Regions from separate parts of the Homo sapiens genome. Here region 2 is linked to region 1. Evidence: chromatin loops called from intact Hi-C (ENCODE). Cell type or tissue: endothelial cell of umbilical vein. All regions are shown on one strand. Each heading gives the region's core, and the rest is flanking DNA. Links, peaks and the distances in the headings are about the cores only.

The links. A loop is a pair of places that touch in the nucleus more often than their neighbours do. Peaks named below come from ENCODE experiments on the same cell type or tissue, not always from the same donor. Only the 100,000 strongest peaks of a DNase experiment are listed, where the experiment ranks them.
Region 2: it touches region 1 in a loop (11-fold over the local background); 90 of 110 quality-filtered maps call a loop at or near these places.

What each region holds. Positions count from the first base shown.
Region 1 is chr11:82,903,465-82,919,862 of GRCh38, forward strand. It overlaps DDIAS (DNA damage induced apoptosis suppressor), which reads left to right. Exons shown (of 6, transcript NM_145018.4): 2 at 9,823-9,922; 3 at 11,259-11,387. The coding sequence starts at 11,275. Among named protein-coding and RNA genes, the nearest start is that of DDIAS, 9.9 kb to the left of the region's middle. In endothelial cell of umbilical vein, for the core only: a CTCF peak has its summit at 2,925 (motif pointing right); DNase peaks (open chromatin) are centred at 3,057 and 3,657.
Region 2 is chr11:83,240,353-83,256,750 of GRCh38, forward strand. It overlaps ANKRD42 (ankyrin repeat domain 42), which reads left to right. Exons shown (of 11, transcript NM_001300975.2): 9 at 407-582; 10 at 5,146-5,272; 11 at 7,591-8,619. The coding sequence ends at 7,852. Among named protein-coding and RNA genes, the nearest start is that of CCDC90B-AS1, 38 kb to the right of the region's middle. In endothelial cell of umbilical vein, for the core only: a CTCF peak has its summit at 9,842 (motif pointing left); a DNase peak (open chromatin) is centred at 9,839.

The DNA.
Region 1 (16,398 bases), core at 827-5,826:
TCATAAATGATATCAATGGAAAAACTGTATCGTACTAAGATTTTCCTGGTTCATGTTTTTAAAGCATTTTTCATCAGTATTTCTCCTTTCACTGAAGATTTTGTCTCTTTGTTTTTTTGCTTACTTAATTTTCACTCTCCTGCCTGCCTCTCTTACTTTTCTAGAATTTTCGTGTCAATGTTACTAAATTATTTTTTAGGGACTTATTATGACTGCCTTTAGAAAAATTAAACAAGTATGTGCCATTGGAGGAGACCATTAGACAGTGTTAAGAAAACAATTCAAAACAGCCACCCTTCCCATAGCTGAGGCCTCTTGGCCTGTAAAATATGAAACAGAAAATTGGAGAATTACAAGGTGACAAAGATTTTCATGCAAGGCAAGAAGGGTTTGGAGAGGAACGAAGAAAGGGAGAAAAATTAGTCATACTTTCTTTTCTTTATGCCATTAGAAGTGGAACTAGTTTTTTAAAGGAGTAATTTCATCCTTTGGGCACAGTCTTGAAGCAAATACACATAGTTTCTTTCAAGTGTGAAGCTTGAGCAAAGAGAGTAATGGACTAGAAAGACTGGTAAGCTACTCATCAGAAGGCATGAGTTCCAGACCTGATTAACTTCTCTGAGTGGATCAGATAATGTTGCAAAAGCACTTTGCAAACTGTAAAGCAGTCAAATGAACTCAAACTGGATTATGAACTTTAAGATAGGATTCACATCTTATACTTTTATGTTCTCTTCAGCCCCATCCCCAGATGCCAGTTTACACTAAATACTTAATTGAACTTTTTCTCTAGGATCTAACATAGAATAAGAATTAGTTTAGATTTTCTAATCTAACCCAGTTTTTCTAGATCTTCTAGTCTAGCCGGAAGAAGAAAAAAAGATGTGTTGGTATGTGCATGTATGGGCACGGTTTTTCATAAATGATTAAGTTGCCTTCTGAGAACTTGATTATGAGGTAGTTAAGCTGAAAGATCACCAAATAATGGATTAGAGTAAAGAATTGCAAAATCATCCAAATGAGACTAAGATGCTGTCAGGCCTTGGGGATTTAACTATAACCATGTTTATCACAAGTGTTACACACCATGAGATAGTCTCAATGACTAGGCTACTGGTTTTCAAGTGTGGGCAATTTGGCCATTACCTGGGAACTTAAAATGCAGATTCTCAGGCCCTTATCCCAGACTTACTGAATCAAACTCTGGAGTTGGAGCCCAGCAATCTGTTTTATCAAGCCTTCTGGGTGATTTTGATATATGATAAAGTTTGAGAAATACTTGTCTAGTATGAAAATGGGATGCAGAGGTTGTAATCAATGAGTTTATATATCTGGTACCACTGACAAAACCATCTCTAGAATGAAAAATGCATCAGGCATTAGCTTGATTCCATTAAATAGTTGATTCACCAAACAGCTCTTCTTCAAGCAACTTTCTGTTTATAATTTTAGTATAATATGAGGTTATACCAAATATACAAATATGGGCTTCTGATATGTCCCTTCCCTGTGATGGTAATTTTTCGTGGTAAATTAGTAGAACATCTTTGGATTACAGTTCAGCTCCCCATATGGCTTGTCTAAAAGGAGAGAAAGCAAGTATTCCAGAATATCCCATGGTAAATTAGATATGTACTATAGTGTGTCCACATGGACCCCACATATTTTAATAAGCATAAGTCTATTGGAGCCTTCATTCCTGGACATTGACCTAGGTAATCCCTGGTATGTGCCCTTTGAAAAATCAAAGGCCAACTGAGGCCTTAATTAGTTCTGCCCCAACACTTACACTTTTGTCCCTCTTTCTACCCTCATTTCTACTTTTATGTGTGAGAGATTTAAAGAAAGCAAGATTTTCTTTGTATATTATTGCTAATGTCCCTATCCAGCATTTTTATAGTATTTATTGATTTTTTTCTAATTATAAAAGCAATACACTTAGATTGTATTTATTGATTTTTTCTAATTATAAAAGCAATACACTTAGAAAATATCTTAAATATATAAAGAAAATAAAAATCGCCCTTAACACTACCACCCTGAGAAAATACTTTTTAAAAATAAGATTATATACTTTCCTAACTATCCTCTTCTCTTTCCCCATTCCTCCCATCAAAAACTAAATTAGTCCCCCTGTTATATTTTCTCATGGCACTATGCATTTCCAAAATAGAATTTGCCAGAATTGCAGTTAAATTTTTTGTGTGATTATTTTAATGTCTGTCTCTTACACTAGACTGTAAGTCTAGTGACTAGGTAGGGACCTTGTCTGTTTGTCCATCAATCACACTATCCCCACCTAGCATTTAGCAGCTGCACAACTAATAACTGATGAATAAATAAATATGTTCGCATATTAAATTGGGATATGGTTTGCTGTGATGGAGCTGAAAGAAATGTAATACTATATCATCATCCTTCCCAATAAATGTGAAAAGAAAGATAAACTGCAAAAGATACCACATATGAAATTGTTCCCAAGTGTATCATCATATCTTCCTAATTTTAGTATTTACTTATTCCTGATGTTTCATTCAATTATTCATCAGACATGCATCCACTATACTGCAAGTCAAGCAGTAGAGAGAGACAGAGAAATAAAACAAAGTATAAAAACACCCCCAGAGCCTAGGTAAATAAATAAATAAATACAAAAATAAACTAGGTGGCAAGTATGAAGGAAATATTATGAAAACACCAAAGGAAATTAATTAACAGTAACTGTCTGAAACGATCTTATTCTATTATTGTCCAACAGACAATAAATGGGAAGCCTTTTTGCCATTTTCTGGGGTTCACCAGGTGAAATACAAATAGTAAAAATACTAATGATCCCTTTCATTACAGTTCTCAAATTTGCTGTTTTTATAGATTTTTAGACTTACTTATTTGATCCACTAGAGGGCAGTAAACCCTTAAATAAAGACAATGTAACCAACCTTCCTTTAAAAGTATAGTAATAAGTGCTGGCACAATTAATTTAGAAATGAACCCAAAATTTCCTGCTTATTTAAGTTTTTCATTTATTAGTGAGTTGTCTGCCCAATTAGCAATTTTTTTTAGGACAGACAGTATCTTATTTTCACTTAGCCCAGTGTACGAGTCATGTTACAAGTTTATTACATTTCCTAAAGTTTGAATAACAATTGTGTAAAGAACATGATTTGATGAATGCCCATATTGTTGTGGTACAGTATAAAATTCTGTTTTAGAGCCCTAAAGAAAATAGTCTCTGCTCACAATATGAACAGAAGTAAAAAAATTAGAAGTGAGGATAAGATGTAAGTAATGATTAAAATAAGTATGAAATAAGGTACTATATATGAAACTAGGCTGTGTACTTCGTATACAAATAGAAGATAATTTTATGATTTGGTAAAATTGTGTTTTATATTTAACGCTATGTGACAAAATTGTGGCTTGGGAAGAGGAAATGCAAATCATGAAGATTAATATCTGAAGTTCAGATTGACAATTTCTGAGCTTGGCACTGAAGATATAAACAGATAGTCCTTCTACGATCTTACTTTGAGTCCAGGAAAAACAAGCCATATTGAACAGATAAATTTAATATAATGTGGCATGTGATGAATTAAAGAGTAATTTAACTTCTGGGAAAACGTCCTAGAAAAGAAGACTTCTAAGAAGGATCTTAAAGAATAATAAGCATTACCAAGAGAATGAAAGCATTTTAGAGAGAAGAATGGAAAAAAGCAAAGGCATAGAAATGTGAAACATATTGTGGGGGTGGGGAAGCAAGGAACACAACTCAGATTGTTTCTCTTGGCATAAATTACTAGCACATAAAGAGCAAAAAGAAAGTTAAGAGAATAGGCATTAGGGAGAATAAAACCAAATAGACAATACACTACAATAGACAAAACAAATGGTAGGACTACAGAGGTACAATAGTATATGGTGTAGAAAAAAAGAAAAGCCATTCCCTTTGTTAATAAAGAAAGACTTTTTAGGGGAACTTCAAATGAAATAGGAAGAAAATTCTGGTTATCGTATGGCGTCTGCCTACTCTGTTGTAAAAATTTTCTTGAATTGCAAAATTCTGCTTATAGTTCTTCATTCATGCAATAAATTTTGTTTTGAGACTAGTCTTTGTTGCCCAGGCTGGAGTGCAGTGGCGCAATACCGCGCACTGCAGCCTCAATCTCCCAGACTCAAGTGACCTTCCCACCTCAGCCTCCTGAGTAGCTGGAACTACAAGCATGCACCACCATGCCCAGCTAATATTTTTTATTATTTGTAGAGATGAGTTCTTGCTGTGTTGCCCATGCTGGTCTCAAACTGGTGGGCTCAAGCAATCCTCCCACCTTGGCCTCCCAAAGTGCTGGGATTATAGGCCTGATCCACCACACCTGGCCCCATTCAATAAATATTTATTGTGAACTTACTGTGTACTGAGCACTGTTCTAAGCACTGGGGTTACAGTAGAGAACAGGGTGGACTAGGTCCCCGTCTTTATGAAACTTAGGCTAGTGATGGGTAGATGAACAAAAATAAGTAAGCAAAGACATACATAGGATGACTATCCAGCAGGGTTAGTACCATGAAGGATAAAACAGGTGATGCCATAGAAACTAAGAGGAAGGAGGATTCTACTTGAGCTAAAGTGGGGCTCTCTGAAGGGATAACATTAGAGTTACAGATTGAAGGACAATAAAGAACCGACTATTCCAAGACCTAAGGGAAGAATATCGTAGCCAAAGAGAATAGTAAGCACAAAAGCCTGAGAAGGGAAATCGTTTGGTGTGCTTGAGGAGCAGAAAGAAGGCCAGCATGGCTTGAAATACAGTGATTGAGGAGGAGAGTGGTACAAAGTGAGGTCAGGGATTGGCAAGATCTACATGACCCAGGGCTGCACAGACCATTGTGAGATATTGAGGCTTCATTCTAAATAGCAGGATTTTAAGCAGGTAAGAGACAGCATGTTCAGGAGTGAGCTTTATGCTCTTTTAGCTCCCCTAACTCACAGGTAGATGTACCTCCATACTAAACCCTACACTAAATTGGATTTTAGAATGTGGAGGACAATGCCTTTGTTGACATAACATCATTTGTTATGTTAACTAAAAGTTATAGGAGGCCTTTGTTTTGGACTAAGCTCCTGCACTAGGCCCCAGTGGACCAGACTAAAAATCAAAATAGAGTCATTTATACTTAAAGTTCCACCTCACCAAATCAAAACTACATTGTTATCTGACCTTCCTAGAACTCAGAAGAGAGAAATAACCAAATTTCCCACATGTGCCAGTTTCAATTGTCATAACAACGAACTTCGCTCTGCCTTTGATGCTTACAACAAAAAGTAGCCTTATGTTAACCAGTTATTCCTGTATTTTTCTGTTCCTCTGTTCCCACTTTAGGAGGAAAGTAACTTTGAAATGACCAAGCTGCTTTTTGTTCTTTGTTTCTACTTTCTTTAGCCCTTCTCTTTCTGTAAAACTGAACTTCTCTGCTCAGCCCCTTGGGTCACTTACTCTATTTTATGGAATAAAGTATTTCCCGATTCTAGAATTGTTACAGGAAAGTAGTCCCAATTCAGACCCCCAGAGAGGCTTCTTTGATCTCGCACAAGAAAGAATTCAGGGCAAGTCCATAAAGTGAGAGCAAGTTTATTAGGGAAGTAAAGGAATAAAAGACATAGAACAGCCCCGAGGGCTGCTGGCTGCCCATTTTTATGGTTATTTCTTGATGATGTGCTAAACAAGGGGTGGATTATTTGTGCCTCCCCCTTTTAGACCATATAGGGTAACTTCCTGACGTTGCCATGGCATTTGTAAACTGTCATGGCGCTGGTGGCAGTGTAGCAGTGAGGACAACCAGAGGTCACTCTCATCACCATCTTAGTTTTGGTGGGTTTTAGCAGGCTTCTTTACTGCAACCTGTTTTATCAGCGAGGCCTTTATAACCTGTATTTTGTGCCGACCTCATATCTTATCCTATGACTTAGAATGCCTTAACCGTCTGGGAATTCAGCCCAGTATGTCTCAGCTTCATTTTACCCAGCCTCTAGACAAGATGGAGTTGCTTTTTTATTCAAACACATCTGACAGAATCATAAATAAAGCCAATTAAGATCTTTCACAAAATTGTTGTAATTTTGTCTTTTGACAGTTGCAATGGCAAGGAATTTGAGGTTTTAGCACTTACAATGGCAATTTTCTTTGACCCTTCTTTCTGCCTTTCCTTTGTATCCTGTATTACCTACCCTACCATGTCCTTTGAGATTGCCATGTAGCCTAAGGTGACAACCAAATCTAGGAATACATAATCGGCTTTGGCAGAACCTTACTAATGTATATATAAGAGTCCCAACAAGGATAGCAAAAAATTAGGATTAGCGTTCTCTTTTCTGTGCTCCCTTCAGTAATACAGATTAGTGATTTATTTAAATTATTTATCTTTCATCTGTAAATTTCCATCTTATTACCTTGAGTGGCAAGATTTTATTTTTATAGAAATGTTATTTTGATTGACTATCAGAATTAGTATCACTTTAACATCTCCCTTCCATAGTCACCACATTTCTATGTTTGTCATCATCTTTAGAGTACTATACCGAAAAGATTTTATTATTTTAAAACCAGTGACCTCCACTTTGTCAGTTTGCTGATGCCAGTGTCAAAAACAGCATCACCCATTTCAGAATTGAAAGTTTTTGCCATGTGTTTAAAAATGAAAGTTTCTTAATACAGCTTTATCTCAAACAGTTACAAAGACCTTTGTTGTAAGGCATGTATTTTATGTTATATGTTTTATGTTATGCTAATCCATTTAAAAAATTAGTAAACAAACCAACCTTTTTTTTTTTTTTTTTTTGAGACAGAGTTTCACTCTGTGGCCCAGGCTGGAGTGCAGTGGCATGATCTCGGCTCACTGCAACCTCCGCCTCCCAGGTTCAAGCAATTCTGCCTCAGTATCCTGAGTAGCTGGGATTACAGGTGCACACCAGGCTAATTTTGTATATTTTTGATAGAGATGGGGTTTCACCATTTTGGTGAGACTGATCTCAAACTCTTGACCTCAGATGATGTGCCTACCTCGGCCTCCCAAAGTGCTGGGATTATAGGCGTGAGCTACCACACCCTGCCACAGATCAAGCTTTTAATTTTTTCTCTCTCTCTCTCTTTTTTTTTTTTTTTTTTTTTTTTTTTGAGAACAAGTCTCACTCTTTCACCCAGGCTGGAGTGCAGTGCCATGAATACAGCTCACTTCAGTCTTTACCTCCTGGGCTCAGGTGATCCTCCCACCTCAGCCTCCCAAGTAGCTGGGACCACAAGCTCATACTACCACGCCTGACTAATTTTTTTTGTTTTTTGGAGAGATGAGGTCTCACCGTGTTGCCCAGGCTGAATTTTTAAAAAGAAAGTATAAAGAGGAGAACATTGCTACAGGCATACCTTGGAGATATTGTGGGTTGTGTTTCTGACCACTGCAATAAAGCAAATATTGCAGTAAAGCAAGTCACACAAATTTTTTGGTTTCCCAGTGCATATATTAATAAAATGTTTACACTATACTGTAGTCTAAGTATGCAATAGCATTATGTCTAAAAAATACATCTTAATTAAAAAACACTTTATTATTAAAAAATGTTAATGATCATCTGAGCCTTCAATGAGTCATAATTTTTTGTGGTGGAGGGTCTTGCCTCAGTGTTGATGGTTGCTGACTGCTTGGGGTGGTGGTTGCTGAAGGTTGGGGTTGCAGTGGCAATTTCTTAAAATAAGACAACATTGAAGTTTGCTGCATTGATTATTCCTTTCACAAAAGATTTTTCTGTACCATGTAATGCTGTTTGATAGCGTTTTACTCACAGTAGAACTTCTTTCAGAATTGGAGTCAATCTTCTCAAACCCTGCCACTGCTTATCAACTAAGCTTATGGAATATTCTAAATTCTTTGTTGTAATTTCAACAATGTTCACAGCATCCTCACCAGGAGTAGATTCCGTATCAAGAAACTACTCTCTTTGTTTATCCATAAAAAGCAACTCGTCATAAGTTCATGCCTTATCATGAGATTGCAGCAATTGAGTCACATCTTCAGGCTCCACTTTTTAATTCTAGATCTCTTGCTATTCCACCACATCTGCAGTCACTTCCTCCACTGAAGGCTTGAACCCCTCAAAGTCATCCATGAGGACTGGAATCAGCTTCTTCCAAACTCCAATTAGTGTGGATATTTTGACTTCCTCCCATAAATCATGAATGTTCTTATTAGCTTCTAGCATGGTGAAACCTTTTCAGAAGATTTTCAACTTACTTTGCCCAGATCCATCAGAATAAGCATTATCTATGGCAGCTATGGCCTTAGGAAATGTGTTTCTGAAATAATAAGACTTGAAAGTCAAAGTGACTCATTGATCCATGAGTAGAGAATGGATGTGTTAACAGGTATGAAAACAATATCAATCTCCTTGTGCATCTCATCAGAGCTCTTGGGTGACCAGGTGCGTTGTCAATGAGCATTAATATGTTGAAAGGAATCTTTTTTTCTGAGCAGTAGGTCTCAACAGTGGGCTTAAAATATTCAGTAAATCATGCCATAAACAGATGTGCTGTCATCCAGGCTTTCTTCTTCCATTTCTAGAGCACAAGCAGAGTAGATTCAGCATAATCCTTAAGGGCCACAGGATTTTTGGAATGGCAAATGAGCACTGGTGTCAGTATCAAGACACCAGCTGCATTCACCCCTAACAAGAGAGTTAGCCTGTTCTTTGAAGCCTTGAAGCCAGGCACTGACTTCTCTAGCTATGAAAGTCCTAGATGTCATTTTCCTCCCATATAAGTCTGTTGTGTCTACATTTAAAATCTGTTGTTTAGTGTAGCCACCATCATCAACTAGTTAAGATCTACTTATCTTAACTAGATCTTTTGGATAACTTTCTGCAGCTTCTACATCAGCGCTTGCTGCTTTACCTTGCAGCAAGTTATGTTTTATGTTTTGGAGGTGGCTTCTTTTCCTAAACTTCAAGAACCAGCCTCTGCTAGCTTCAAGCATTTTTTTCTGCAGCTTCCTCAACTCTCTCAGCCTTCATAGAATTGAAGAGCATTAGGGTATTACTCTGGATTAGGCTTCGATTTAAGGGAATGTTGTGGCTCGTTTGATCTTCTATCCAGACCACTAAAATTTTCTCCATATCAACAAAAAGGCTGTTTTACATTCTTACTTATGTGTTCACTGGAGTAGCACTTTTAATTTCCTTCAATAACATTTCCTTTACATTCACAACTTGGCTATTTAGCACAAGAAACCTAACTTTTGGTCTGTCTCGGCTATCAACATGCTTTCCTCACTAACCTTAATTTTTGTTTCTGTCTTTTATTTTAAAGTGAGAGATATGTGACTCTTCCTTTCACCTGAACACCTAGAGGTCATTGTAGGGTTAATAACTGGCCTAATTTCAATATTGTTGTGTCTCAGAATAGGGAGACCCAACAAGAGGGAGAGAGATGGTGGGGCAGTCAGACACACATTTATAGATTAAATTCATCTTATATAGGTACAGTTTGTGGCACCCCAAAACAATTACAATAGTAACATCAAACATCACTGATCACAAGTCACCATCAGATATAATAAAAATGAAAACTTTTGAAATATTGTGAGAATTACCAAAATGTGAGATGGAAGGTGAGCACATGCCACTGAAAAAGTGGACTTGCTTGAGACAGGGTTGCTATAAACCTTCAATTTGTAAAAAAAATGTAATATCTGTGAAGCATAATAAAGTGAAGCATAATAAAATGAGGTGTGTCTGTATTTTATTATTTGACTTCTCTGATTTTGTTTATTTGGAGATAGGGTCTTGCTCTGTCACCCAGGCTGGAGTGCCATGGCATCATCATAGCTCACTATGGCCTTGATCCTCCTGCCTTAGCCTCCCAAGCAGCTGGTATTACAGGTACGTGCCACCACACTCAGCTAATTCTCTTATATTTTTGTAGAGACAGTGTCTCCCTGTGTTTCCCAGGCTGGTCTTGAACTCCTGGGCTCAAGCAATCCCCCCACCTCAGTCTCTGAAAGTGCTGAGATTACAGACATAAGCCACCACACTTGGCCTTCCTGATGTGTTTTATACAAGGATATTAAAACACTTTGAGCTATCATTTGACATGTAACATTTTGCTTTTTCTGTTTACAAAATCTGAAGTCTTTTTTTTCTCTTCAAGATGTATCAAATGAGCACACTGAAATCTAATAAAGTGATATTTCAGCTAAAAAAGAACAATTTCCACCAATTTAGGTTCTTTAAAAGATTCATGTAAGTTCATGTACACATTGAATATACCTTATCTGAAATGTTTGGGTCCAGAAGTCTTGTGAATTTTGGATTTTTGAATATTTGCACATAATTAATGAGATGCAGGAATGGGACCCAAGTCTAAACATAAAATTTGTTTATGTTTTATATACATCTTATACACATAGTCTGAAGGTAATTTTATACAATACTTTTTTTTTTCTTTTTTAGATGGAGTTTTGCTCTTGTTGCCCAGGCTGAAGTGCCATGGTGCAATCTCGGCTCACTGCAACCTCCGCATCCTAGGTTCAAGCAATTCTCCTGCCGCAGCCTCCTGAGTAGCTGGGATTACAGGCACCCCCCACCATGCTCAGCTACTTTTTGTATTTAGTGGAGATGGGGTTTCACCATGTTGGCCAGGCTGGTCTCAAACTCCCTACCTCAGGTGATCCGCCTGCCTCGGCCTCCCAAAGTGCTGGGATTACAGGCATGAGCCACCACGCCCGGCCACAATACTTTTAATAATTTAGTGCATGAAACAAAGTTTGTGTTAAGTACTTATGTGTGGAATTTTGATTTGTGCCATCATGGTGGCACTCAAAACATTTCAGATTTTGGGTTTTGGACTTTCAGATTCAAGATGCTCAACCGGTAGTTTCCTTTGTATTGATGGCAGACACAAGTTGTGTATCTTCTTGTAAAGGTGTGAAGAAGCTAAATGACATCTTTCCTGAATTACTGGGATAGAGCATTTATTAAGAAACAGGATACAAGAATTTTCTTAAACTACTCTGTTTTAAATGTGATTTTCTTCCTATTAATATTTTAAGGAGAAAAAGAATTAATTTTCCAATACATTGATACCACCTTCACTTTGAAAGTGAAACAAATGACATCTATTAGCTTTGCAGTAGAGGTTAAGTGGTTTTCCTAAGAAAAGAATATGCACTGCAATGAAAGATTTGCCAGTCATCCCAATGGCTATTTTGTTTTGCAGACCACGGTGTGAACACATGAACAGAAGACGAAAATTTCTTCTAGCCTCAGTACTTGCTCTCCAGAATTCAAGTTTTATATATCCATCATGTCAGAAGTGCTTCTCTAGGATAATCCTGGTCTCCAAAAGGTAAAAGTAAAGTCTGTAAGTGTGAGAGAGGAAATACAAATGCACACTGTAGATTTCCTATGGCTCAAGGGCAAGGACCAGATTTACCAAACAAGGACATTAGATTCTCTCAGGGGTTGGTTCTTCTGTAAATCCCAGAACAGATTTCACTGCTAATCCTCTATTACTAGAGAAAAGTTTTAAGTTACTGTCAAGTCCTTTGCTAAATACTTGCCTCATTGAAGAAAAATAACTTCTCAGAGAGTAAGTTCCAATACTGGGTACAAAACTTAGCCCATTTCTGGGATATCCCTGGGAATAATATAGGAGACTTGTGTTTATTCTTTGTTTATTTTTGCATGATCAGTAGAATAGTTGTTAATATAAATAAATAAATTCCTTGAGACCAGGGACTATGTTATAGTAATTTCTATCCTTTAGCAACTAGAAAGGTGTTTGGCGTATAATTCTTTATCATGGTGCTCAGATGCAAGCCAACTATACCTGAGAGCCTAAGGTCTTCCTCTGATCTTTATAGAGTAGAAACGAGAGGTTAGGTTTGAAGTTTCTCCAGAACACTGTCTCTCTGCATCGAAGAGAGGACAAGAATACCTAGTAAGTAACTAGAACTATGTAAGAAAGAGTAGTGTGCCAGCAATATTCTTAACTAGTCTTTTTGTCTAGTTAGCATTGAATGGGGAGGCAGAAAAGGATTGGCAGTTCTAACTCATATCTAGACTCTAAGTAATCCTTGAAGTAGTTATCACACTGTTCCTTTATTAAGCCACTCTCTCAAGCACTCATTTGTTAGCTCTAAGAGAAAGACCCTGTTTGTGTTATTCATCATTAAATCCTTGGCTAGGGCTTAGTTCATAGAAAGTGTTCAACAAATGTTGGTTAAATGAATGAATAAGTGATAGCATGATAGTGTTTAGATTGTCTTAGGTTCACCCCTTTTCAGGTTCTTGCCTGTCATCTGAAACAACTAAAACCCATGGGCTATTTGCCTTTCATCAAAATCTGTACTTAGAAGCAGTGTGGTATACAGTCCTTACTTAATGTTGTTGGATTCTTAGACACCGCAACTTTACGCAAAATGATGTATAATGAAACAAATTTTTTTCTCATCAACGTTATAATGATGTTGTTTGAGAATCTGCTATAAGTAGTTTTGCTTAAAGTCACAGTATCCAAGAACCTATCACTAACATTAAATGAGGACTTACTGTAATGGAACAATTTCAAGCTTCAGAGAACACAACAGAGTTTCATGTAGGCTCTGGCTCTCATTAACTATGTGACCTAGGGCAAGATAGTTAACTTCTGTGAGTCTAATTACTCATTTGTAAGGTGGGATCATGGTACCCACAATATGGGATCATTGTAAAGTTAGAGATAATGCACAGAAATGTTCTAGTAGAATACATAACATATATTAGGATTTCCAAAGTGGTAGCTATTATTATTATAATCTATTATAAGTATACTTTACCTTATTGCAGTATGTTATCATGATTAAAAGCATAATTCTCTGGAGCTGACTGCCTGGATTCAAATTGCAACCCTGCCATTATAGCTGTGTGGCCTTGGGCAAGTCACTTTAATTATCTGAGCCTCAAAATGGGGAAAGTAATATCTGCCTAATAAGGTTCTTGTAAGGATCAAATAGGTTAATATACATAACATGCCTAGAACATTGTCTGATACATTATCAGTAATATATAGATATAAAATATTTTTAAAACTCTTTCTTTCCAGTCATTTATTTTAAAGATAATCTGCAACAAAAATTTAGGTTGAACAATAATGCCATTGTTACTTATTTAGACGGGTAATACCAGTAGATAACATTAGTGAGTGTTTGCTGTACAGTAGGCACTGTGCTAGGAACTTTGTGGGCATTATATCTTTTAATACAATAGCCCTATGAAGTGAATGCTATTGTTAATGCCAACCTTTAAAGGAGACAACTGAAGCTTGGGAAAGTTAAGTAACTTACCGCAAATCATCACACAGCCAGCTAGTTAGGGGCAGAAACATATTCAAGCCTAAACAATCTGAATTCTGTCTACCTTCATAGTCACCATATTACTTCCAAATTAGCAGCGAAGTTTGTATTCAGAATGACATCTTCCCCTCTCTTTCTTAGAACTTAAAGTGACCTCGGAAAGGACTTGTGACTGGACCCTTTTGGAATATAAAACCCATGGCACATAGTCCTTGCCTATGGAAACATAGTCCATGGAAATATAACCTGTTTTCTGCATATACTACATTGACACAAAAATTTTTTAAAACTATTTCCATAATTTCTGGTGCTTACCTTTTTTTCCCATAGGTTATTGGGGTACAGGTGGTATTTGGCTACATGAGTAAGTTCTTCAGTGGTGCTTTGTGAGATTTTGCTGCACCCATCACCCGAGCAGTATACACTGCACCCTATTTGTAGTCTTTTATCTCTCACCCCCTCCCACCCTTCCCCCCAAGTCCCCAAAGTCCATTGTATCATTCTTATGCTTTTGCATCCTCATAGCTTAGCTCCCACATATCACTGAGAACATATGGTGTTTGATTTTCCATTCCTGAGTTACTTCACTTAGAATAACAGTCTCCAGTCTCATCCAGGAGACTGCAATGCCATTAATTCATTCCTTTTTATGGCTGAGTAGTAGTTCATCGTGTATATATACCACAGTTTCTTTATCCACTCATTGATTGATGGACATTTGGGTTGGTTCCACGATTTTGCAATTGTGAACTGGGCTGCTATAAACATGAGTGTGCAAGTATCTTTTGCATATAATGACTTATTTTCCTCTGAGTAGATACCCAGCAGTGGGATTGCTGGATCAAATAGTAGTTCTACTTTTAGTTCTTTAAGGAATCTCCACACTGTTTTCCATAGTGGCTGTACTAGTTCACATTTCTACCAGCAATGTAGAAGTGTTCTCTGATTGCTGCATCCACACCAACATCTACTGGTTTTTGATTTTTTGATTATGGCCATTCTTGCAGGAAGAAGGTAGTATCGCATTGTGATTTTGATTTGTATTTCCCTGGTCATTAGTGATGTTGAGCATTTTTTCATGTGTTTTCTTGGCCATTTGAGAATTGTCTATTTATGTCCTTAGCCTACTGTTTGATGGGATTGCTTGTTTTTTTCTTACTGATTTGTTTGAGTTCGTTGTAGATTCTGGATGTTAGTCCTTTGTCAGATGTATAGATTGTGAAGATTTTCTTCCACTCTGTGGGTTGTCTGTTCACTCTGCTGACTGTTCTTTGGCCATGCAAAAGCTCTTTAGTTTAATTAAGTCCCAGCTATTTGTTTTTATTGCATTTGCTTTTGGGTACGCCAATGTCTAGAAGGGTTTTTCCAATGTTATCTTCTAGAATTTTTATAGTTTCAGGTCTTAGATTTAAGTCCTTAATCCATCTTGAGTTGCTTTTATATAAGATTCATTCTCCTACATGTGGCTAGCCAATGATCCCAGCACCATTTGTTGAAAAGGGTGTCCTTTCCCCACTATTGTTCACTTTGTCAAAGATCAGTTGGCTGTAAGTATTTGAGTTTATTTCTGGGTTCTCTATTCTGTTCCATTGGCCTATGTGCCTATTTTTATACCAGTACCATGGTGTTTTGGTGACGATGGCCTTATAGTACAGTTTGAAATCAGGTAATGCGATGCCTCCAGGTTTGTTCTTTTTGCTTAGTCTTGCTTTGGCTGTGCAGGCCATGTTTTGGTTCCATATGCATTTTAAAATTGTTTTTTCTAATTCTGTGAAGAATGATGGTGGTAGGGATTGCACTGAATTTGTAGATTGCTTTTGGCAGCATGGTCATTTTCACAATATTGATTCTACCTATCCACGAGCATGGGATGTGTTTCCATTCATTGTGTTGTCTATGATTTCTTTCAGCAATGTTTTGTAGTTTTTCTTGTAGAGGTCTTTTGCCTCCTTGGTTAGGTATCTTCCTAAATTTGTTTTTTTTGTGTGGTTTTTTTTTGTGTGTGTGTTTTTGTAGCTGTTGTAAAAGGAGTTAAATTCTTGATTTGACTCTCCACTTGGTTGCTGTTAGTGTATAGAAGAGCTACTGATTTGTGTACATTAATCTTGTATCCAGAAACTTGGCTGAATTCTTTTATCAGTTCTAGCAGCTTTCTGGAGGAGTCTTTAGGGTTTTCGAGGTAAACAATCATATTGTCAGCAAACAGTGACAGTTTGACTTCCTCTTTACTGATTTAGATGCCCTTTCTTTCTTTCTCTTGTCTGATTGCATTGTCTAGGACTTCCAGTAGTATGTTGAAGAAGAATGGTGAGAGTGGGCATCCTTGTCTTGTTCCAATTCTCAGAGGGAATGCTTTCAACTTTTCTCCATTCATTGTTATGTTGGCTGTGGGTTTGTCATAGATGGCTTTTATTACATTGAGGTATGTCCCTTGTATGCCACTTTCGCTGAGAGTTTTAATCATAAATGGATGCTGGATTTTGTTGAATGTTTTTTCTGCATCCATTGAGATGATCATGTGATTTTTGGTTTTAAAATTCTGTTTATGTGGTATATCACACTTATTGACTTATGTATGTTAAACTGTCCCTACATCCCTGGTATGAAACCCACTTAATCATGGTGGATTATCTTTTTGATATGTTGTTGGATTCAGTTAGCTAGTATTTTGTTAAGGATTTTAGCATCTATGTTCATCAAGGATATCGGGCAGTAGTTTTCTTTTTTGCTTATGTCCTTTCCTGATTTGGGTATTAGGGTGATGTCGCCTTCATAGAATGAATTAGGGAGGGTTCCCTCTTTATCTCATAGAATAGCGTCAGAAGGATTGGTACCAATTCTTCTTTGAATGTCTGGTAGAATTCTGCTGTGAATCCATCTGGTCCCAGACTTTTTTTCGTTGGTTTTTTTTGAGACGGAGTCTCACTCTGTCGCCCAGGCTGGAGTGCAGTGGCGTGATCTCAGCGCACTGCAAGCTCTACCTCTCTTCACGCCATTCTGCCTCAGCCTCCTGAGTAGCTGGGA
Region 2 (16,398 bases), core at 7,510-12,509, 340 kb after region 1:
ACTGGAATGAAAATGAATTCTATAATCTAAATTAGGCCAAGAAAAGGCAATAACTGTAGGTAATCAAGGAGGGTGGTTCTGGGCCTTCTATTCAGTTGAGCAGCTCTGCTTGAGAGCATACTACATATTCCTTTGGTATTGGATCTCCATTCCCAGTGTATTTTTGCCAATAAAAATTATGGAATCAGTGTTTAATATGAATAATTGTCCGTAGTGCCAAGTAACTGAGTTTCTTACATAGTTGAATATATGTCAAATTGTCACTGACCTTCAGATTTTGGCTCCTTGGCTGGTGAGTGGATTGATGGCAGGGTGTACAGAGTGTAATCCCCTAAGTTAAGTGCAAGCTGCAGTTTCAGTTTGAAGAAGATTGTGGATCTGGTTAGTTATTGATTCTTTTCTACAGGTTTGCCCATTTGGCAGCAGTGAAGCTGTTAGAGGAGCTACAGAAATATGATATAGATGACGAAAATGAAATTGATGAAAATGATGTGAAATATTTTATAAGACATGGTGTTGAGGGAAGCACTGATGCCAAGGATGATTTATGTCTGAGTGACTTGGATAAAACAGATGCCAGAAGTAAGTATGCTGCCTCTGTTGTGATTTATCCTTTCAGAAATACCACAGCCACTTTTTACCACAAATTTGGAAACTATTCTAAAGACAAATACTGCCTACAAAGTAAAATAATTTGATATTTTTGGAGGAACTAGAACTAATATAAGTTTTTGTACTAGGGTTGTTGAACATATAAAAAGTATAAGACATAATCTCTGTCCCTCAGGGGGTGGAAAGTTATATAAGAAAATACTTAAGTATTTTCTTCAGTGGATCAAGGAAACAGGGCAGGGAAAGAGACATCTCAAGGATTTCCATGGTTAGTTGGCAAATGATTGTTATAGATAATAATAGCAACAAATATTTATTGTCTACTATGTGCCAGACACTGTTGTAGTTATTGAAGTAATGGTGAACAATACAAAGGAACTTCATTCGAATGGTGGTAGTCAGGAGGGAGGGTGATAAATAATTGATAAGAAAATAGATATATAAAGTAAATAGAGTAGAGTGGTGCTATAGATAAGAAAGTCATTAGGCCTCTCTGAGGTGGTGATGTTTGAGCAGAGACCTGAGTGATGAGAATGAGTCATATTAAGATCTTGGAAGAACGTGCCAGCAGAGGGAGCAGTGCACGTAAAGGCCATTATGTAGCATTGAGAATGGTCAGTGTGGCTTGAGTAGAATCCCTAAGGAAGTGGCGACAGATTGGTCTGAAAGGTAAGCAGGGACCCAGTCAGATCATGTAGGGCCTAATAAGGATTTTAGATTTCGATTTTTATTTGTTCATTTTTCCCCTTTTTTCACTACAAAATCTCAGCATATAGATTTTATTTTAAATAGCCATTGTTGGGATTCAGGGTGGGGAATGATGTGATCTGATTCACATTTAAAAACAGTATCACTCTACCTGTTGGGTGGGTGATAGACTGGGAGGTGGAAAAGAGCATAGCATTTCAGATGGGGTATGAATTAGGTGGGAAGAGAACATACTCCATCTAACAATATAAGGTTGGATGAAGTTCCTGATATAATTATATCCTGATGCCAAGGATACTAAATTAGAATTGTACAAGAGCAGACGTAGAATATCTGCACAGATTTCCTGGGCTCCTAGAGTTCCTGATGTAGGCCTGTAACTACCAGTGATATTGGACATCTCCATTCTTGTTTTGCTTCCACCTTTTCATATTAGAGGCTTTCATCACCATTTAAGAAGAGCTTACATTAACATTCTATGTATTCCCTTTAAGCAATATTTATATATATATCCTGGTTCTTGAAAAAAATCAGCATCAGTAATACCATACTTTGTTGGGAAGATAGAGTGAAAGCCAAGCCAAGATCTTGTTTGCCTTGACTGTTTTTGCCTCCAGATTTCTGGTGTTGTGGAAAGCCCATTTTCCTTCATAGGGCAAGAGTGGAAGCAGGGAAATCAGTTAGGGGGCTATCGCTATAGTTCAGGAGAGAGTTGTTTATGGCTTGGACTGGAGTGGAGATGATGGGGATAATGAGAAGTGGTGAGATTTGGTGTATTTAGAAGAGAGAAAGATGATAGGATTTGCTGATAGATGTGGCTATGAGGTGTTAGAAAAAGAGGGTAATCAAGGATGACAGATTTCTGGCCTGGGGAATTCGGTGAATGGTAGTTAAGTTTTTTTTTTTTTTTTTTAGATGGAGTCTCACTCCGTCGCCAGGCTGGAGTGCAGTGGCACGATCTTGGCTCACTGCAACCTCCGCCTCCTGGGTTCAGGCAGTTCTTCTGCCTCAGCCTCCCGAGTAGTGGTGACTACAGGCACGTGCCACCACAGCCAGCTAATGTTTGAATTTTTAGTAGAGATGGGTTTCACCATGTTGATCAGGCTGGTCTTGAACTCCTGACCTTGTGATCCACCCGTCTTGGCCTCCCGAAGTGCTGGGATTACAGGCGTGAGCCACTGTGCCCGGCCGCACCACGTTTTCTTTATCCGGTCTTCTGTTGATGGGCATTTAGGTTGATTCCATGTTTTTGCTGTGTGAATAGTGCTGCGATGAACATGTGTGCATGTGTCTTTATAGTTTGAATATAGTGTGAATATAGTATGAATATAGTGTGATATATATTCCTTTCTGTTTTGAGTTCTTTGAGAAATCGCCAAACTGCTTTCCACAATGGTTGAACTACTTTACACTCCCACCAGCAGTGTATGAATGTTCTTTTCTCCACAACCTCCCCAGCATCTGTTGTTTTTTGACTTTTTAATAATAGCCATTCTGACTGATGTGAGATGGCATTTCATTGTGGTTTTGATTTGCATTTCTCTAATGATTCCTGATGTTGAGCATTTTTTCATATGCTTGTTGTCCATGTGTATGTCTTCTTTTGAAAAGCATTTCTTCTCTGTGAGGATTAAAATGTGTAAGGTACTTAGTGTAGTGTCTCGACATCACAGACACTGCATAAATACGTGATTTTTATTGTTTTCATTGGAAATTTCCTCTTTTGTTGAATTGAAATCTTTCTTCCTGGAGCTAATTCCAATTAATCTTAGTTCTTACCTCTGAGGACCCCATAGAACAGGCTTTACGAAACACAGACTTTCAAATATTAATGAAATTATTATATAAGCTAAATACTCACTGCTCTTTCAGTCTTTTCTGACATTTTTTATCTTAATCCCCTCTATCTTCTTACTAGTGGTTATGGTGGTTCCCAAACCTGTCTGCCCTTGAGAATTGTCTGAGGAGACATTTTTATGTATGTATGTATTTATTTATTTATTTATTTTGAGACGGAGTCTTGCTCTTGCCCAGGCTGGAGTGCAGTGGCGCAATCTCGGCTCACTGCAAGCTCCGCCTCCCGGGTTCACGCCATTCTCCTCCCTCAGCCTCCTGAGTAGCTGGGACTACAGGCACTCGCCACCACGCCTGGCTAATTTTGTTTTGTATTTTTAGTAGAGACGGGGTTTCACCATGTTAGCCAGGATGGTCTCTATCTCCTGACCTCGTGATCTGCCTGCCTCGGCCTCGCAAAGTGCTGGGATTACAGGCGTGAACCACCTCGCCTGGCTGCCCTTTTTTTTTTTTTTTTTTTTTTTTTTTTTATTGAGACAAAGTCTCACTCTGTTGCCCAGGCTGGAATGCAGTGGCACGACCTCGGCTCACTGCATCCTTCATCTCCTGGGCTCAAGTGGTACTCCTGCCTCAGCCTCCCGAGTAGCTGGATTACAGGCATGTGCCACCACATCCAGCTAATTTTTGTATTTTTAGTAGAGATGGGGTTTCACCATGTTGGCCATACTGGTCTTGAACTCCCAACCTCAAGTGATCCGCCCGCATTGGCCTCCCAAAGTGCTGGGGTTATAGGCGTGAGCCACTGCTCCTGGCCGAGAACCTTTTATTAAGTACATATTCTTGAACTTATAGGTCTGGAATGGGGCTCAAGCACATACATTTTTAAAAAGCATCCCATTTGATTCAGGTATATGCAGTTTAGAACCTGCAGCTCTAACCTGTTGATAGATAAATCATTGGTGTTAGGAACAAGAGGCTGTGATTTGCTAAGCTGGTCCTGTAAAGCAGTTTCTCAACTTCTGTACTCTTGACATTTTGGGCCAGATAATTATTTTGTTGAGGCAAGCTTTTCTGTGTGCACTGTGAGATGTTTAGTAGCATCCTGAGCCTTCACTTACTAGATGCCAGTAGCACCTCCCTGTTCCACACTCTCAAGCTGTGACAAGCAAAACTTATTCAGAGGTTGCCAAATGACCCTTGGCAGAGAACCACTGCCATAAAGGATGGAGAATTCATAGTTCTAATAGTTGGAGAATAGTTCAAAATATCTCTCAATGTACTTCCTTCTCTTACTATTCTCTTGCATAGGTACTACAAGTGACCAATCACAAAATTTGTGGCTGGTACTTTAAAATCAAGTATATTTCAGTTTTTCTAATTTTCTGTTACATAGTAGATTGCACGTGGTCCTGTAATCCACCATTAGTCCTAAAACACTGCTAGTCTTTTTTTTTTTGAGACGGAGTCTTGCTCTGTTGTCCAGGCTGGAGTGCAGTGATGTGGTCTCGGCTCACTGCAGTCTCTGCCTCCCGGGTTCAAGTGATTTTCCTGCCTCAGCCTCATGAGTAGCTGGGATTACAGGCACGTGCCACCACACCGGCTAATTTTTGTATTTTTAGTAGAGACGGGGTTTCACCATGTTGGCCAGGCTGGTCTCGAACTCCTGACCTCAGGTGATCCACCCGCCTCGGCCTCCCAAAGTGCTGGGATTAAGGCGTGAACCGCCATGCCTGGTCAATACTGCTAGTCTTTTAAAACCTTCTTGTTCATAGCGTTAATAGTCATAACAACCTGATACATGCTCCAGTAGCAGGGAAAGAATCCTCCATTTAGGTATTCCATTGCGTGCTCATTTTAGTATTCTGTTACTGATATTTATCCTTCTTTGTATATACCAACCTTCCTCCACCCCCCTCTCCAAACCATACAGACACTAGTCTAGAGGAAGAATATGCTCAAGAATACCAGCACCCAGTGGACACATGAGCTGTTATATGTCTAACTAGGTTCCTACTCAACTCTGTCTTGCAGTGAGAGCTTACAAGAAAATTGTAGAATTGAGACACCTCCTGGAAATTGCCGAGAGCAACTATAAACACTTGGGAGGCATAACAGAAGAAGATTTAAAGCAGAAGAAAGAACAGCTTGAGTCTGAAAAGTAATGTCCTTAAAACTTTAATGATTTGTTTTTAAATACCTCTCTAAATGCCATGTGAGGGTTTGTTGATCAGCAACTTTTACTTTCATCTTGCCAAAGGGTGTTAGGTTCCATCCTGTTTTTCTCCTAAGCCCTTAGATGACAAAGGAGTTAAAATTTTTAAATAATTGTGATAAAATACACATAAAATTTACCATCTTAACCATTTTTTAAGTATACGGTTCAGTAGTGTTAAGTACATTCCCATCGTTGTGCAACCAATCTCCAGAACTCTCATCTTGCAAAACTGACATTCTAACATAGTCTCTGAACATTTTCATCAGGCTACACTGCCCATTCATAAATCTGAGACTAGGTCTTGTGTTCACTGATTATAGTACCCAACAGAGAATGCTCTTGCATCTAGAGGCAGTGAGCAAGTGCATGGTTGTCTCTGCCTTTCACTTCCTGTACCCTAAATTGGCTCTCTGGACAATGGGTACCTCTCTAATAGCAGTTGGCTCTCTATATCTGTGGGCTCCACATCATGGATGCAACCAAACTTGGATAGATAATAATCAGGAAAAAGAAATAGGATGGTTGTGTCTGTGTTGAACATTTGTAGACTTTTTTCCTTTGTTATTATTCCATAAATAATATGCTACAACAACTTATTGTATACTACTATAATAAGTAATCTAGAGATGATTCAAATTATACAGGAGAATGCATATAGATTATATGCAGATACGTATGTACTATACCATTTTAATGTAAGGGACTTAGCATCCGTGGGTTTTGGTGTCTGGAGCTTCCTGGAACCAGTTCCTCTTTGATACTGAGAGACTACTGTAGTTAATAGCTGCTGGGATAGAGGATGCCTCGAGCTTCTTTCATCCTACTGTCTCTCTGCTTGTCTGTCTATCTGCTTTCCAGAATGGACAGGGAGCAGAGAGAGACAGGAGAGGGAACTTTGGATTTAATCAAACATGGGTCCAGAAAGAGAACCACACATGGATTCCCTTCTTTGTCCTCTGCTTTTCCTGCCTTTTCCTTTGGTCGTGTCTTGTTCCGTCACACTCTTAGAACTGCCTGTTTCCCTTTCCTCCACCTGTTTCCAAATCTAGTTCTGAAAGAGGTCTGCTAACTGTATTCAGAGTAACATCTAAATCTTTGATAAGGATTAATGTGGTTAAGCTGACATTTGGCTCTAGTTTAAAAGAAAGAAAATAAAAAATAATATAAGGATTAATGTGTCATTCTTCCATGGATGGATACTTGGGAATTTAAACAGATGGCAAAACATTAGGCCAAAATACTCTTTTTTCTGTTTTTTTCCCTGCTACCCTATTAACTGAAACTACCTCTTGATGTGATTTTAGACACCAGGAAGCTGTGGCAGACTGATTTTTTTGTTTTTGTTTTAAATCAGGAGCTTTCTTGGTATCTCACAAATCATATCATATAGGTGGCTGTCCACTGCCTCTATACTGTTTGAAGTGTTTTGAGATGTAGATTTTTTTTTTTTTAGTGTTAGCCTTGGTCTAAGAGCCTAGCTGAAAGTTCTTAGATTCCTTGTAGTCTAGAAAAGTACCTCATGGTGGAAAAATTATTTCCTACTAATGACTTTTTTTTTTGTATTTTTAGTAGAGATAGGGTTACACCGTGTTGGCCAGGCTGGCCTCAAATTCCTGGCCTCAAGTGATCCACCTGCCTCCGCCTCCCAAAGTGCTGGGGTTACAGACGTGAGCCACCGCGCCTGGCCTCCCTTTTATTCTTTAAATGATTCTATCACATTGGCTTCTGTTTTTCTTGTACTTCATCAGGCATCCTTCTACTTTAGGGCCTTTGCACTTGTTCCTTTTGTCTGGAATGCTTTTCCTCTAATGTCTACAGGGTTATCTCTCTTATTTCCTTCAGGGCTTGGCTTAGAAGCCCCCTTCTCAATAAAGCCTTCCCTAGCCACTGTGTATGAAATGTTAAGCCCCTCTTCCACAACATTTTATACTACTCTTTCCTGCTTTATTTTTGTTTTCTCCTTTAGCACTTATTACCTTCCAACATACCATATATTTTACTTATTTATTTTCCTTGTTGTCTGCATATCTCTATTACTAAAGTAAGGTCCAGGAAGGCAGATTTTGGGCCTTTTGTTCACCACTGTATCCCCAATACCTAGGTCAGTGCTCATTCTTAGTAGACCCTTAATACATATTTGTTGAATAAATGATTTCTTTGTTTTATTTGCCTTAAATACAATGTATGAATGCTTTCCACTACTAAAAGTAATTATTAGTTGACATTGATGATTGATTTTTAAAAAATTTTGTTTTTGATAGGACCATCAAAGAACTGCAGGGCCAGCTGGAGTATGAACGACTACGTAGAGAAAAATTAGAATGTCAGCTTGATGAATATCGAGCAGAAGTTGATCAACTCAGGGAAACACTGGAAAAAATTCAAGTCCCAAACTTTGTGGCTATGGTTGGTGTCCTTTTTAATACATTTATTTTTCTCAAGAAGTATATACAAGAGTGGCCAAGAGTACAAGCTTTGGGCTGGGGCTCTTTGGACTTGAATCCTGGCTATAGTCTTTTTTGATTTGGGCTACTCATTTAACCTTTTTGTGCCTCAACTATAAACTGGAGATGATAACTTATACTTTCTAGAGCTGATGACAGGATTAAAGGAATACACACACACACACACACACACACACACACACACACACACTCTATATGTAACTATAACTTTCTAGATACATACACACATCTGTCTATCTATCTTCAAACAGCAGCCTAGTTCATAAGTATTATTGTTAACATTGTACCATAGAAGGAGAAAATGTTTTCATAAGTAATCAATCAGAATTCTAAGACAGCTAGAGGATATGTATATTTTAATATTCTAAATAACCAAAATAAAGTGCTTTGAATGGAATCCATATTTTCTTTCCATAGGGAAGTTTCTTCATCAATCATCATGGATGAATTAATTCTGTTTGAGGCTTGTGTCACCTCAAATCTGATCTATTAATATTATAGAATCTTCCTGGCTTCTTTTTATTTTGCACAAACTAGTCATTGGTCTCTTTAATAACCACTTTAAAAATATTAAAATAATAAAACATGTTTGTTGTATAGTGTTAAAAACAAGATAGATGTTCCTTCTGACACTAAGTTCCACTCTCCAGAGGAAGCTATTGTTAACAATTTAGTACATACCATATTAGACAAAATTCTATTTATCTGCAAACATGTATGTGTATTTCTATGCATATGCAAATATAACCACTTCCTCAGTTTCTCTGGGTTTTGGTGTCTCACCAGTGGTTGATTTTCCAAGAAATATAATTAACTATAATAATTAATCTATTCTCTTCATTTTGCAACCCTCTTCTTGTACGATCTTTAGCACATGGGGAAAATTTAGTATCAGAGAGGCCAGCTGTACAGTCATGTGTTGGTTAGAGGGCTAGAGGACACAGCACCATTTATAACTCACTGCTTCCAATCAAATCTGTTACCCCTCCACCTTGTGGCAGGGACTCTGTGACTCCCAGTCTCCTCAAAAGTAGAAAGGTAAGTTGTAAGTTGTTGTTCTTCGTTTTTTCTTTTTTTGGACAGGGTGTTGCTCTTGTCACCCATACTTCAATGCAGTGGTGCCATCATAGGGCACTGTAGCCTCGAACTCCCTAGGTTCAAGTGATCCTCTTGCCTCAGCCTCCCAAGTAGCTGGGACTGTAGGCATGCACCAACACACCTGGCCAATTAGTTTTTTTGTTTGTTTGTTTGTTTGTTTTGTAAGGACGGGATCTTGCTTTGTTGCCAAGGCTAAGTTGTTGTTCTTCAGCTGCCTAGGTGGGACAATCTTTTGGGGTGGTCACGCAAGCTGCACATTTTCTTTTGAGCCATTCCAAACTGTCTACTTTAGGAATGTTTCTGTCTTTTAGCTATTTAGAAATTCTCTTTGCTTACTCAGAAGCATCTGTTCTCAGGTTGGATCTGGTTTCATACTTCACAGTTTTGCTTCCCTAAAACTTCACTCTACCAACAATGTGTAGGCTTTCAGGAGAGCTGTCTCAAGGTCCCTGTGCTCAGAGTTCATTTTTTTTTGCATTCTTGCTTTAGGTTATACCTAATTTTTGTAAATAAGCAAATGTCACTGAGCTTTCATGGCAGCTGCAACTCTGGCACTGCTTATTTTCACTTGCAAAAGCTTGAATCTCAATTTCCTCATCTTTAAAATGAGGAATAATAATACCTACCTCATGGAATTGTATTGATGTTAAATGGAATATTGTGTAGAAATCCTGAATTTGGTTTCTAGCACGCAGAGGTATTCACTATATAGTAGTAGTCATTGTATTATTTACTCCCTTTCTTTTTTTCCATTTTCTATATTACAGATGAGTTGACATGGTCAGTGGATAAATAAATGTGTAGAGCCACATGCAGCTAAGGATAGGAAGAATTTATCTGGGAGTCTAATTATATGTAATGTATAAGTAAAATGAACTTTTCGTTCAGGATTATAAATACGGAATCCTCAAGAAGCTCTGACTAAGTCTTTCTCCTGCCACCTTCTGGTCAGGACCTATGATTGCATACTACTGTACCTTAAGATCCTCGGCCCCCAACATAATCTGCAATAGTATAATTTTTACTGAGAAAAAAAATTATTCGAATAGTTTCCTAGGATAGTTTGACATATATAAAGCACTTAAATGGTTTTTTGATAACAGCTGTTTTTATAGCACTTTCTCAGATATTATCTCATTTTAGTCTGCATCAACCCTATGAGGAGGTAGAATGATATATATATTTTTGATCCCATGTTATAAATGAGAGGGCAGAGGCTCAGAGAAGTTGAGAGTCTTGTTAGAGCATACAGCTAGTGTAAGGCAGGAGCAAACTCAGAATCTCTGTCTCCACATTATATTTTTCTAATACTTCTGTGGAAATGACTATCAAATCCATACTTAAGTACTGTGTCCCCACTAGGGATCCCCACCTGTATTTCCCACTGCTCGTCAACTGGACATTTCCACCCGAAATTCCTGGTGGTGCTTGAATTAAAAAAAAATGTCCAGAACCAAGCTCAATATCAAGACCAGATTCTCTCCCCTATCTCTGCATTTAAATTAATGGCATCACTATTTTCTCAACTACCCAGTCTTGGACTCTTAATGATTAGCCATGTTTTCTCCTTTAGATCATACAAAAAGCGAGTCCATCCTGTAGGTAGGAACATGTTCTCTACTTTCACTGCTTCCCTAGTTTAGGTTTCTATATCTTTCTATCTGAACTACTGTGATAGAATTTTGGTATTTACTCCTTCCCTATCCAAATCCATTTGACTCACAGTGGTCAGCTTGATTTTCTTGTCACTCCTTGGATTGAAAATCTTCCTTACCTGAATAAGTACTGATTCTTCAGTTTGACATTCAGCCTTAACCTACCTCACCAACTTTATTTTTGTCTGTTCTCCTATATATATATTAATAGCTTATTTTTTCTTAAGCTACCCTATGCTTTCCCATCATTAAGCCTTTGTTCAATTTGTCCATATACCTTGAAAACTGCCTGTTGACTCTGTAAAATCCCCTAGGAGCCATCTCATTTATCACCCCTTTCCTAGTCTCCCTGGTCACACGTGATCTCTCCTTCTATCAAGCACCTTGTACTGGTCTGAGGGCTTCTCGTCATCTGTATCACAGCATGATTGGGCACTTACTTTACCCGCAGTACTGAAAATCTAAGTTTTATAAGATCACTTAACTTATGTTAATAACATCATCTTAGTCATCATTAACAACAGGTTTTGAGTATGTTGGGCTTAGTGTTAAGACTTTATATTCAGCAGATACCATCTTCATTTTATAAATGAAGAAATCAACTCTCAGATAAAATAAACAATTTATAAAGTTACAAAGCTTGTTAGATGGCTAGCCATGATTTCAACCTGTCTAGCCCCAAGTCTATGCTTTTAACACCACTTGTTACTGCTATTATAAACCCCTCACATTCCCTCTTTCTGTGCTTTTAAGAACATTTATTTTGAAAATTTTTCTTTGAAAACTTTTGATGATAGCTTTTTAATTTTAGTAAATTAATTTAGTAAATTAATTTTAGGGTTAATTTACTTATGAAAACTTAAAAATTGGTAAGAATTTTGTTAAAATGTTACACTATAAGTTCAAACATATATTTCAAGATATGTCTTAAATTGGAAGTTGAGATGATAAAATATAACGTAGGATATCTTCATGACCTTGGGGTAGGAAAAAAATGTGTAGACTGGACTTCATTAAAATAAGACTTCAGTTCATCAAAGATTATATGAACAGACTTGAAAAGGCAAGCCAAAGTGTAGAAAAACATATTTCCTTTCTTTCTCTCTGCTTTTCTTTCTTCTCTCCTATCTGAAAAAGAAGTTGTATCTAGAATATATAAATCAACGTGAAAAAGACAGTCCAGTAAAAAAACTGGGCAAGACTTGTGTAGGCATTTCACAAAAGAAGATATCCAAGTGGCCAATAAACATGAAATTGTGCTCAAAATCACTGGTTATCAGAAATGTAAATTAAAACCCAAACAAGATACCAATATATACCCATCAGAATGGCAAAAATTGAAACAGACGTTACCAAATGCTGGTGAGGATGTGGAACAACTGGAGATTTTATACACCAGTGGTGGCAGTGTAAATTGGCTACCACTTTGGAAAATTAATTCCTAGTGGAATTAGTACATGTTTCTTTGTGTACACAGATGGACACCAAAAATATATAATGTTCTTGTCAGCATTATTACATATATCTCTCAAACTAGAATCATCTAAAAATTCCCTCAACAGTAAGAATCAATACATTTTGCTATATTCATACAATGGAATATTATATAGCAATGAAAATGTGTGAATTGCTACTCTACACATCACCACGAATGAATTTCACAAACACTATGCTGACTAAAAGGAAACAATATGAAAGAACACATACCGTGTGATTACATGTAGTCCACAAATCAGTAAGATAAATCAAGTCAGTAGTGCCTAGGAAGGGGCAAATGGAGGCTTCTGGGATACTGGTAATGTCTAATCTCTTTATCTCAGTCATGGTCACAGGGGTGTGTTCACTTTGTAAAAATTCATCAAGCTGTACCTTTTTTTTTCTTTGTGCTCTTTGGTATATATATTGTACTTAAAACATTAAATTTAAACTAATATTTTAAGTATAATATATATTTAGATATATACTTAATACATATACTTAAATATAATGTAATAGCTTTGGCAGAGCTGTCTGTCCAGAGAGAGAGTTATGTAGCACTGAACTCATAGCTTCTGTCTCCAGAACCAGTATTATTCAGGAAGTCCTTGATCTACAGCTTTGGGCCATGTTTGCTAATCAAGAGTGACTGACCGGGAACCGGTAATATTCCATGGTTACCTTCCATGTTTCACTTAACCTTATTTTCTACCTACAAAGGTCTGGAACAAGGTTGAACTTTGATGTGGTCTCTGCTGGGCTTCTCTCTGACCTATGACATCCTAGCTTATGTACCTAGAGTGGCCCATGGAGCAATATGAGGACTTCAGTGAGTTTATCCATGTTCAACTCTTAGCTTGGGGAAGTTCTAAAAGTTTGTGATTTCCCTTTCTTTCTCTTTGTTTATACCCTACTTTTTTGGGGGAGAAGGGTTAGTTTTGACACTGTTAAGAAGAGTCTGTACTGGTAAGCAAGAAGGTGGAATTCTCTTATAGTTTCATATGCTGTCTAGAATTTCTCAGAGTGCATAGGCTTTTTGAAAAATAAGAATTCCATATATCCCAGCAGTAATTTGTAGATCCATAAACTCTTTCAACAGTTTTATATGTAGAATTTTAATCTGTTCGACAAACCTGTTCTTTCAGGGCAAAAAAATACATACATTTTCCCCACAAGGATTTTTGTCTAATTTTGTTGTAGTAATAGACTGCATTTACATTTAGAATTGCTTTTGGTGCCTAAGCATTATGATTCATGTATTTAGTATCTTAATATACAGTTCTATTGAGTTTAGGAGAAAACATGTATTGGGGAGAAATATATTTCTTGGCTATGATGTAAGATAAAGAAACGAGTAATCTTGGTGAAAAATGTTCTCCAAATGCAGAAACTTTTAGAATTGGGAGATTTGGAACCTTCAGTGAACACTTATGGAAGGCCTGTTGAATGCCAAGCACATATTTTCTTTTGAAGTTGTATTTTAAGACTTGGTTTGATAGAACAAGTTACATATTTGGTGTTAGGAGGGACTTTGGAAAATTTGGAATCCTCTTCTAATACATAAAAGGTAAAGAAAAATAAGTATTGCTGTCTTTGGAAGTCTTTAATTAATTTTTTTGAGACACTATCTCACTCTGTGCCCAGGCTGGCATTCAGGGTCATGATCTTGGCTCACTGCAACCTCCAGTTCCCAGGCTCAAGCAATCCTCCAGCCTCAGCCTCGTGAGTAGCTGGGACTACAGGCATGAGCCACCATGCCCAGCTAAATTTTTTTGTATTTTTTTGTAGAGAGAGGGGATTGTTGTCCAGGTTGGTCTCAAACTCCTGAGCTCAAAGTGATCTGCCCACCACAGCCTCCTAAAGTGCTGGGATTACAGATGTGAGCCACCATACCCTGCCTGTTTCTGGAAGTCATAACTCTATTAAAGCACTAGGAAATTGGCTACATCTGACAAGTAGCCACCTCTTCCCCCTAAATTTTCTATATTCTTTTTCTAGTTCCATCTAGTTGGATTAGGTTAAACTCCTGCCCCACCTGAGTGTTTTTCTTTTTTCTTTTCTTTTTTTTTTTTTTGAGACAGGGTCTTGCTCTGTAGCACAAGCTGGAGTGCAGTGGCGCAGTCTTGGCTCACTGCAGCCTCTGTCTCCTGGGTTCAAGCGATTCTCCTGCCTCAGCCTCCTGAGTAGCTGGGATTACAAGTGTGCAGGACAAGCCCAGCTAATTTTTGTATTTTTAGCGGAGATAGGGTTGGCCAGGCTAGTCTTGAACTCCTGACCTCAAGTGATCTGCCTGCCTTGGCCTCCCAAAGTGCTGGGATTATAGGCGTGAGCCACCGCACCTGGCCTCATCTTTAAAATACTGGTAATGCTACTTACTACACTTGATTTTGTATGTATAGTATGAAGAACAGTTGTATCATATGCTAAGTCCCAATCAAAGGTTTGTTATTTTTCTTCAGACTAGCCGCTAAACTTTTTTTCAAGAGACCATCTGTATTACCCTATGCCCACAAACACCTGGCCACTGTAAGAGAAAGCTAGAAGTTTATCCTACTCTCAAGTTTGCAGCTGAGGGATATGGGAGGGACCAGATGCATGGTTGTTTTTCCAGGCGGTGTTGGATAATGGCAGCTTACTTACGTGTTCACACACTATTGAGTTAAACTAACTGGACTCATTAGAAAAGGTGTGGGCAGGAACACCTTGGAGAACTAACTCCAGCCATGGGCTCTCCCCAGGGATATGCACCTTTTGCTGTTCTTGGAGCCTCTGTGTTCGGAGCTGGCTTGCCTAACTAGATGCAGAGCATGTTTGATTAGAAGAATTACTCAAAGATGATTAATATCTAGTGACCATCCATTGTGTTTCTAGCCCTGCTTGCTCCTTCCCATGGTATTTATTGATTTTTCTGTGCTGGGTCTTAAGAATACCAAGATGGATAAGAAATATTTAGAAACAGTGAGACCAGGAGACCAGGCAAAGTGCAAAATGAGACTAGAGCAGTAGAGGGATGCAGTACAAAAACAAAAGAGGGAAGCGGGGAAGCTAGGGAATGATTCGCAGCACTATGGGACTGGCAAAAGAATCCAGAAGATGACATACTAACACTTGCAGTTACCAATATGTTGTTAAATATTAGTGTCTGGGGATCTGTTAGGTAGAGATAAAACTTAATGAGATAAGACGGAAAATTGGCTATATCTGACAAGTAGCCACTTCTTACCCACTAAATTTTCTATATTCTTTCTCTAGTTCTTAAGGTGCCTCCTAGTGATATGATTCAGCACAATATAATGCACTGTTACTTCACATTTGGGAATTTATTCACATAAAATCCTAAAAGAAATTTAATCAGAGTTGAAAATACTAGCATGGTTAATTTTTTTTTCTTTTGAACAGGCAATGTAGAAAGACGAAAATGTGTGCTAGCATGAAAATTGTATTTGACCCTCTTTTCCTTTGCTTATAGGAAGACAGCGCTTCTTGTGAGTCAAACAAAGAGAAGAGGCGAGTAAAAAAAAAGGTTTCTTCTGGAGGGGTGTTTGTGAGAAGGTACTAATCAGTGAAATAACTAAATTGACCTGCTAGATTTTTCTCTTTCATTAAAAAAATTGATATAAATGTGAGTCTATACAAACTATCTCAGAATTACTCTGATATGCTTCTGTTCCAATTCTGATGGCAGAAATGTTATATTAAAGAGATTTAGAGATTTTTTAAATGACACGGACTCAGTTGTGCACCTTCTCCCGATATTCTTCTTATATATCTCTACACAGGCAAGTCAAGAGATTTATGAGTAATTAATTTTACAAGTATTCACATAAGCTTTAAAATATTAGCTGGTATAGTAATCAAAAGAAATCTAGTTCTAGATATTAAAAATTATTAAAAATTCAATTATGGTTCCACAATAGAATTATATTTCTTTCACTTTCTAGAGAGTACCTTTCACTTCTAGTGTGGATATGTTTAAAAAAATTTTTTTTCAAATGGCGTAACTGCAAGCTTTTTAAGAATATAGAGAAGAGGCAGATTGGACAGGATAAGAAACACTTGGCTTTATTTTTTCCTCTTTTTCTCCTTGATCTTAAAGATTAGTAGTGCTTGGCCAACTAAAAAACAACTATGGCTTTTCAGTTCAGTTCTGACTTCAATTCCCTCTTTTTTCCTACCCCCCTCTCTTTTCTCTTCTCTTCCCTCCATGAGCTAGCAAAGATTTATAACTCTTGGGTCCAGCTGTGTAGCTCTTGTCTCCCCCTGAAGATCTGTCACTGGTTTTGGGCTTCCCTGGCAGCAGCCATCTCACCATTCCATAGACTGCCCACCCTTTGGACCCTTGCATATACTTCATGTGGACGCTAAAGTCATTTTG